Regions from separate parts of the Homo sapiens genome. Here region 1 is linked to region 2. The links are chromatin loops, found by intact Hi-C in ENCODE. Cell type or tissue: breast epithelium. All regions are shown on one strand.

Region 1 (4,000 bases), 1.3 Mb before region 2:
ATTGTCCTGCAAGAGGTACTTTCCCTCCTTTCCAAGAATGCACAAGCTGCAAAAAATTCCATCAGTACCTACTCCTTGTGCCCAAAGCTGTTTTTGCCACTTGCCTGTCACTGCTTCAAAGTGGGTCTGTGAGGGCTGAAGCAAGATGGGCTGCTACAGTGTATTCATCTGTTAGACAAATGTTTTTTGACTTCCTGGTGTGAGTACAATTATTGTATGTATGCACTTTGCTCACTTTTTTCATATTATTCTTTCTAGACCACTAGGTTACAAACCTCTTTAAGAATTAATTAATTTTTTCATACAGTCGTCCATCCCATCTGCAAACATTTACTGACTCTGACTAGGCACTGGCAGTACAAAGTAATGAAACACTGCAGATGATGTTCCTGCCCTCACGGAGCTTCTATTCTTCAATTCAATGGAAACAATGGGCTCCAAATTTTGTCAGAAAGTTTACAAACGCCAGGCATGGTGGCTAACGCCTGTAATCCCAGCACTTTGGGAGGCCAAGGCAGGCGGATCATGAGGTCAGGAGATTGAGACCATCCTGGCTAACACGGTGAAACCTCGTCTCTACTAAAAATATAAAAAATTAGCCGGGCGTGGGCCGGGCACCTGTAGTCCCAGCTACTGGGGAGGCTGAGGCAGGAGAATGGCGTGAACCCGGGAGGCAGAGCTTGCAGTGAGCCAAGATCACGCCACTGCACTCCAGCCAGGGTGACAGAGTGAGACTCCGTCTCAAAAAAAAAAAGTTTACAAACCTCACCCTAAAGAATTCTTGCCTTCAGGTGTAACTGTCTTCTTTGTTTGTTTGACAGAAACCATACTCAGGAGGTCTTTGTCTCCAAGAAACAGCCCGGGAAGGCAGCAGCATCTCTCCACCATGGTTCATGGCCTGTAGCCCCCCACCCCTCTCTGCTTCCTGCAGCCCCACTGGGGGTTCCTCCCAGGTGCTGAGTGAAAGCGAAGAGGAGGAGGAGGGGGCTGTGCGGTGGGGTCGGCAGGCGCTGAGCAAGCGGACACTGTGCCAGCGGGACTTTGGGGACCTGGACTTGAATTTGATTGAGGAAAACTAAAACTGAGAGGCTACTTCCTGGGGCCACACAGACTGACTCTCTCATGGCTACTAACAAGTGTCGAGTCCCCAAGGCTGGGGGCCGAGCCTGGGAATGGGGGTGAGTGGAGGGCTCCGACTCAGGGCAGCTGGAAATCTTCTCGCTCCAGCAAGCTCGACCATGCCAAGAGACTGGCCGGGACAAGATAAACGGAGCTGGTGGCGGGAGGGACAGCCCCAGAGCAGACCCTTCCTATGGCGGCCCTGAGTGTGAGTATCCCTGCCACCAAGAGAGCAATGGGCAGGGAAGGAAGGGGTCTGCCGACCCCAGCTCGGGGAATTTCACTAGCCCCTTTGCTTCAAAGGGCACTTGTGTCTTAGAATTTGGCCAGGGTGGGGGGTTGAGTCAGCCTCCTCAGAGAAACTGCGTGAGAGTGTGTGCGTGCATGGGAGTGTACTTGTGGAAAGGTGTGTTTGCGTAGCCTTAGGGAAGGAAGGCAATTGCTCCTTAACAGCAGAGTATCATGATACCCCCAGGATCTTGAGTTTTTTACAGGATGTTGGGTTTGCTCAAGGAGTCAAGAGGAGGGCACCAAGTTTTCCTTTTTTCTAAATAGCTCTGGAACCAGGCTTGTAATCCATAGCATCACCGACTCTGCAAAGGATTTCATTTTGGGGTACAGCAGGGTGTTTTAAGTGCTGTGACTTCAGCTAATGATCTTTTCTTCAGCCCCACCCCCTCCCCACTAGCTCGATCTAGTATATTGGGGAATGCAGGTGGGGGGTGTCACCATATTTTTTCTGAGCTGGCCTTTTTTTCTCATCAGATTGTCCAGGCTATATTCCACCTGCCTCTTTTGCCCTCTTGAGTAGAGTTGCACACAGCACATGGGCAACTGAAGCAGGGTTGAGGGGCTCTCTCTCTCTCTCCTCTGCTGATGGGACCCTTTTCCCCTCACCCTCTGCCCTTCTAAGTCATAGACTAGGTAGGAAGGCCCTATATTGGTCCCCAGCATCTACTGAGGCAGACCTGCAACAGAAGTGGCATTCAGTCCCCAGCAGACATGGGTGAGCTCACCCCAGCACTGCTGTTGGGAAGGTGACTGCAGGAAACCAATTCTTACAAGATCCAGGCCCAGCCTTTTTGACCTGCTTGAGAGGGAAGAAGGGGTGTTTAGCATTTAATAGTTTGCTTGTCTTCCACTCCTGCCAGGAAGTGTTTATTTGCCTCTAATTGGGCCTGAGAGACCATAGGGAGGTTGGGGCTCACTGAGGGATTGGCTGAGGATGTATAAAGCAAAGGCTGTGAGAAGCAGTTGGGAGTTTGGTTGTCATTGGATTGAATTTACTTTTTTGTTTCTCACCCGCAACTTGAGCCAGGACAGCTGGTCCAAGTGGCCACAGTGATGGGTTTAAGTACCTTGGTAGGGCTGGCACCAGTGGAAACACATACTGAAGCTGCCACCACAATAGCTTGTGAGGTTTTATCCAGCTGTGGTTAGACCCTGCATGACCAAATTTGACCTGCCCTTGTTTATGGCAAGAAGGGCATTTTTCTCTTCAATTTCCAGGGTTTCCTAGGACCCAGTTCCTCATGTAAGGGAGGAAGACCAAGGTCTTTGTGTTTTCTTCCTCATGGAATTGAACCTGACATTTTCTGGATCTCCTGCATGTCAGGAGCATCAGTGAGGCTTCAGCCTCCTCGTCTCCACTCCAGAGAGGAGGTGGCTATGTCTTCTTAAGCCTCTGGCCCTCAGAGGCTCCTCCCTATCTCCTGGCTAGTTACCACTAGGCTACCAGGTCTCTAGGGGCCTGAGAGAGGCCCTCTAGAGAATCCAGGGAAACTGTGAGCCCAGGAGTTGCCCATCTATGGTTTCATTCCTCCCCTGGCTCTTCTCCCTCTTCAGGCCATAATTTCCCTGGTGCCAATTTCTTTTCCTCCTGGGGCATCCTCATCCCAGGGCTCTCTGCTGTAGATTGGCTGTGCCAGCTTCCAACAGGTTACTGGCAATGCCAGTGAGTTTCTGTAGGCCCTAAGCTGAAGAAGTGAGGCAGTGATTCTGCCTCCATCCTGGTTTCCCCAAAGCCCCAGGGCACCATCCTTAGGGGAGAAGGTCTACAGTTATCATTATTTTAATTCCATTACTTTCAGTCTGGAAAACTAAGCTAGTCAGAACTGTCATCTTGCTTCCCAATCTAAGAACCTGTGGCCCTGGAACACTTTTCAAGAATTGGTTCATTTTGCTTTACACAGTAGATCTGTTCCAACAGTTCTGTGTAAACCAAATGCTATTTTTCAATGCATTTGGACTGCTGACCATTTAAAAGCAGCCTATGATTGCTTCTTTTTGTAAAGCAAGCAACCTCCCTCCACTTTAGCTGTTTTGACTATTTGAATTTTCACATATTGGGCTTACCCAGAGTGGAGCACACCTCCAGGGCATGTGGCTGACACTGGGTCAATGTCTGCATCTGTGCTGTGTGTGTAGTGTGGTTGGCCAGTAGGTGAGTATCCCTGTGTGTGTGAGTGAAGCCACTCCCCAGGCTGGTGCTCTCCTCCTGTGCCCAGTGACTGCCCAGTGGCAGCTCAGCTGCCCTTCACTCCCACCTGCTGCCAAAGTCCCTGTGCTAATGGGATTACAAATACAAAAAGTGGAAAAAAATTTTCGTAAACTTTGTTTTATATTAAAAGAAAAATCCATAAGTCTGTGTGTGTTAAACATGAGGTTCTGCCTCTGTGGCTGTGTTTGAAAAAATAAAGTTTTATTAGAATAATCCATTTTCCCAAGCAACCTTGTGTACTACAGTGTCTTCTTCCCTTCCCCACAAAGACAAGGAAGAAGCAGGGTAGAAGGCCACCTAACTGTTCCAGCCCCTTCATCTAAGATGTGGGTCAACCTTTCAAAAAGGGGCAGTATTTGGACCCTAGGCCCTTTGCCGGCC
Region 2 (4,000 bases):
CGAGAGTTCAAGATTGAACCCTGCGGGGGGTGAAGTGAGGCTCTTCTAGGGCTGAGGGTTGAATAAGGGCACTGCCACCACCTCCAGTGACCTCACTGCCAGCTGGCATTATGATGTCACTGGCTTAGCATTCCAGGCCCTGGGCATCTCCAAGTGCCCCAGGTGGGGGCACTCTCCTGGGGTCTGTGACAGCTTGCCCCCAACCACGGAGAGGTGACAGGCACGGTAACAATCCTGGGGAGTGAGAGCAGCCTTAGGGGTACCTAGGTCACCTGCCTTGGGCCACTCTGTCAATTGCAAAAGTGGCCACAGAACAGGGTGACTAACACTTGGGCTCTGGGTTCAAGCTCTACCCCTGCTAGGCACCAGCTGTTTGACCTGAGGCTGACAGCTTGAACCTCTCTGAGCCTAAATTTCCTCATGTCTGAAATTGGCAAATAGTTTCTGTCTCCCGGGGTTCTGGGGAGGCATTCAGAAGCTAAGACATGTAAAGCATAAAAGCACAGGGCCTGGGACACAGTAGATACTCAGTAAATGCTGGTTGATAGGATCCGTTGGTTAAGGAAACCAGAGTGGCAACACAGGTGGTGGGGGCTGGCTAGAAGGGGGCAGGCTCCGTGCCTTCTGGGGCTGGCCAGAGCCTTAGGGTAGAGGCACGGGGTGGCCTCCACTGCCAGGAAGGTGGCCCCAGGTATGAGTCTCCCTCCTTCCAGCTCAGCCAGTTAGCTGGAGCCTACAGGAGGCATTGGGCCCTGCAGCCATGCTCTGGGGCCAAGAACCCATTACCCCCCACCTCCTCCTCGGTACTCCCCAGTCCTCCTCCCCAGCCTCCTCCCCACCTCCTCCCAAGTCCTCCTCCCCTGTCTTCTCCCCACCTCCCCCCAAGCCCTCCTCCCCACCTCCTCCACAGTCCTTCTTGCCACCCTCCTCCCCACCTCCTCCACAGTCCTTCTTGCCACCCTCCTCCCCACCCTCCTCCCCAGCCTCCTCCCCCCAAGCCCTCCTCCCCACCTCCTCCCCAGTCCTTCTCCCCACCCTCCTCCCCAGCCCTCCTCCCCAGACTCCTCCCCACCCTCCTCCCCAGGCCTCCTCCGCAGATTCCTCCCCATCTCCTCTCCAGCCTCCTCCCCACCTCCTCCCCAGCCTCCTCCCCACCTCCCCCCAAGCCCTCCTCCCCAGGCTCCTCCCCATCTCCTCCTCAGTCCTTCTCCCCAGTGTCCTCCCCACCCTCGTCCCCAGCCCTCCTCCCCAGACTCCTCCCCATCTCCTCCCCACCTCCTCTTCTCAGGCCTTGGGCTACACAGTGGGTCTGATCTGGTCTCCTCGCCACTTCTCCTCTACCCTTCCCTCTGCCTCCCTCTCCTGTGGGCATGCCCAGCTGCCTTCTGGGATTCCCTCCTTAGGGCTGTTTCCTTGTCTTTTAGACCCTCAAGTCCCTGAGCCTGGACAAGGTGTCCTGGGTCCCTGGGTCTCTGAACCCTGTTACCCCAGACACTGCTTCCCATGACACTGTCTCCACTAACCTTGACCCTCTGCCCCTTCCTCTCCAGCTCCCCTTTTCTCTGATCCTCCCCTCTAGTTCTCTGTCTCATGATTCTGTCCCCACCACCTGTCTCTATTCTGCCCCCGCATGCCCCTCTGCCCCCCAGCTTTCCATGACTCGTCCCCCCTCAGCCCCCCGTGCTCTGTCCCCGCCCGTCAGCCCCTGGTCCCAGCTCCCGGCTGGCCGGCTCCTGCATGGACAAAGGGGTCCTTTGTGGGCTGACCGCGGCTGGCGGGGCGGCGGGGCGCTGGCTCCGCATTGCTGATGAAACGGAGCCCTTTGTTGTCCCTCCTCAGGCGCAGTATTTCTTTTTGGGGGCTGGATGTGTTCCTGGCAGGGCCGATGATGGATGCGCCCGCCGCCGCCCGCCTGCCCGCCAGCTTTCCCTCCCGCTCATTCCCGCTCCGCTTCAACGCAGCCCTGACTCCTCCCCTGCTGCCTGGGCACTGCCAGGCCCTTCCTGGCCTGGAAGGGGATGGCTGTGTGCCCTAGAGTAGAAGACTGGGACCTGGGAGAACGTCCCCTCTATGTCCTCCTCTTCCATGAGTAGGGCAAATGGGGCTTTTGGTCAGGGGTCCACTGGGACCAGGACATCAGTTTTTCCTAAGGTCTGAAGGAGAAGATGAGCCAGGTATCAGGGCCGATTTGGAACAAGCTTGAGGACCAGATGTTCATGTCTGTCTACTCTGGATTTGAAAACAGAGTTGTCCCTGTGAGCCAGTCCCTCCGTGTACCCACCTCCCTTCAACTTCTGTGGCTGAAAAACCATAGTGTTCTGCCTGCAGCACCTGTTTGGTGACATATCACATCCTCTGGTCCCAAGCTCAGTATGTCCCAGGACCTCAGAGGCTGGGGGTGGGTGGGCCCTGAAGAAGGATAGAATAGTGGAAGATCAGAGAAATTCCAAGAGAGGAACAGAACATGAGGTTTGGTCCCCACCAGGAGAGACTCAGGACGGAGACAAAAGCCGAGACACTCAGCCAGAGCGCCAGCCCTGAGCGCAGGCCGGCTGTGTTGGAAGGAGCTGACTTCTAATTGACCTGCCCGCCCCGCACGCAGAGCCAGATCCTGGAGCTGGGAGGAGGGAGGGGGTGAGCAGAGCAGGAACAGCGTTAATGCAGCTATCGATTTCTGCCACCAGCCAGCAGGCCGCAGAGGCGGGGGACGCACACAGGGGCTGGGGCGCAGCCTGCTCCCCTCCCCATCTCTGCAGCCCACAAGACACCTGCCTTCTGCCTTCTCCCCTCACCCAGTATCTGGGCTGCCGGGGTTGTCGTCCAGGGCAGGGCAGATGAGCTTAGTTGGGCAGGAGCTGGATGAGCTGACTTGACGGTTTTTGTCCCTGATCTCACTGACCCTGGTCCCCAACAACTAGCCAGGGTCACTGATTCCTGAAAGGGTCACCAGTCTCTGAGGAGAGGGGCTGAAAAGACCATCCTGGTCTTGGCCGTTATGAGGTGGGAGGGAACACAGCTATCCTTGGACACACATGGTCTTCTTGCTTCAGCTCTGACCTCTGATGCCCCCCAACCCAGCCTGGATTCCCTGCCAGGGCCCCCCGGCTCTGTCCTGGTGGAATCTGCCATCTTGCCCAGCTCTTCCTCCTCACCCATTTCCCTCTGCTAGGAAGGAGCCCTAGGTGGTCTGGTGCCCACTGGGGAGGGACAGGGAGTATCTGACTGTTGATGGCGGCTACTCGCCTCACCCTAGAGACAGAGCTTTTCCTTTCCCCACACCCGGTCCTCTTTGGCCACTCCTTAGTCCTGGGGAAGCCCCCCCTCCCCCCCGCTTGGGGCCTCAGTTTCCCCCTCTGTAAATGCAGAGGGTTGGACTAGATGCTCTCTTGGGACAGGCTTGAGTCCTGTGACTAGGGGGGTTTTGGGGTTGCCTGGGGACAAAGATCCAGTGTGTGCTGCCCTCAAGCCCAGGGCGTGATGGGGCCCGCCAGATGTGCGCCTCCCCCTTGAGCCTCCAGCTGCTCTGGGGCTGGGCCCTGTCCTCCCACCCCTCTCTTGGGGCATGCTAGGCCACAGCAGGCAGACAGGGAAGCAAGGCTGGAGAGCCGGGACTGATGAGGAAACCGCCGCCTTGCTCCATCTGGCCCAGTCCCTTCAGCTGAGGAGGCAGCTCAGACGCCTTAGCCTTGAAACCTGAGTAGAGCAGGCCCTGCCCCGGGATGGGCTGCCTTGGAAATATGGAGGTGGCCAGAGGACAGGCTCCTGCTGGGCTCCATTCCCTTGAGGGTCACGCCTACTCCTCAGTGCCAGCCTGCCCCAGCCAGAGGTCCCTCCTGGCAACAGCCCACCCCGGCTCTCTGGGTTCTCACTGAGACCTCCACCCAGGCCCTACTCTGCAGGCCTTGTGAGGCCTCTGCCCACCACCGCCCCCAATCTGGGAGCCAGGCCAGAGCACCACAGTGAGGCCTGAGTAGAGACAAGAATGAGGTCTGAGACGATA

Evidence for each region. Peaks named below come from ENCODE experiments on the same cell type or tissue, not always from the same donor. Only the 100,000 strongest peaks of a DNase experiment are listed, where the experiment ranks them.
Region 1: it touches region 2 in a loop (21-fold over the local background); 1 of 110 quality-filtered maps calls a loop at or near these places.

What each region holds. Positions count from the first base shown.
Region 1 is chr5:138,345,881-138,349,880 of GRCh38, forward strand. FAM53C (family with sequence similarity 53 member C) reads left to right here. Exons shown (of 5, transcript NM_016605.3): 5 at 822-3,849. The coding sequence ends at 1,079. Among named protein-coding and RNA genes, the nearest start is that of KDM3B, 4.8 kb to the right of the region's middle. In breast epithelium, no CTCF peak of the experiment used is centred here; no DNase peak of the experiment used is centred here.
Region 2 is chr5:139,675,314-139,679,313 of GRCh38, forward strand. The region is part of intron 1 of CXXC5 (CXXC finger protein 5); the gene reads left to right. Among named protein-coding and RNA genes, the nearest start is that of CXXC5-AS1, 28 kb to the left of the region's middle. RefSeq lists an enhancer at 3,461-4,000. In breast epithelium, no CTCF peak of the experiment used is centred here; no DNase peak of the experiment used is centred here; H3K4me3 peaks cover 1,027 bases; H3K27ac peaks cover 4,000 bases.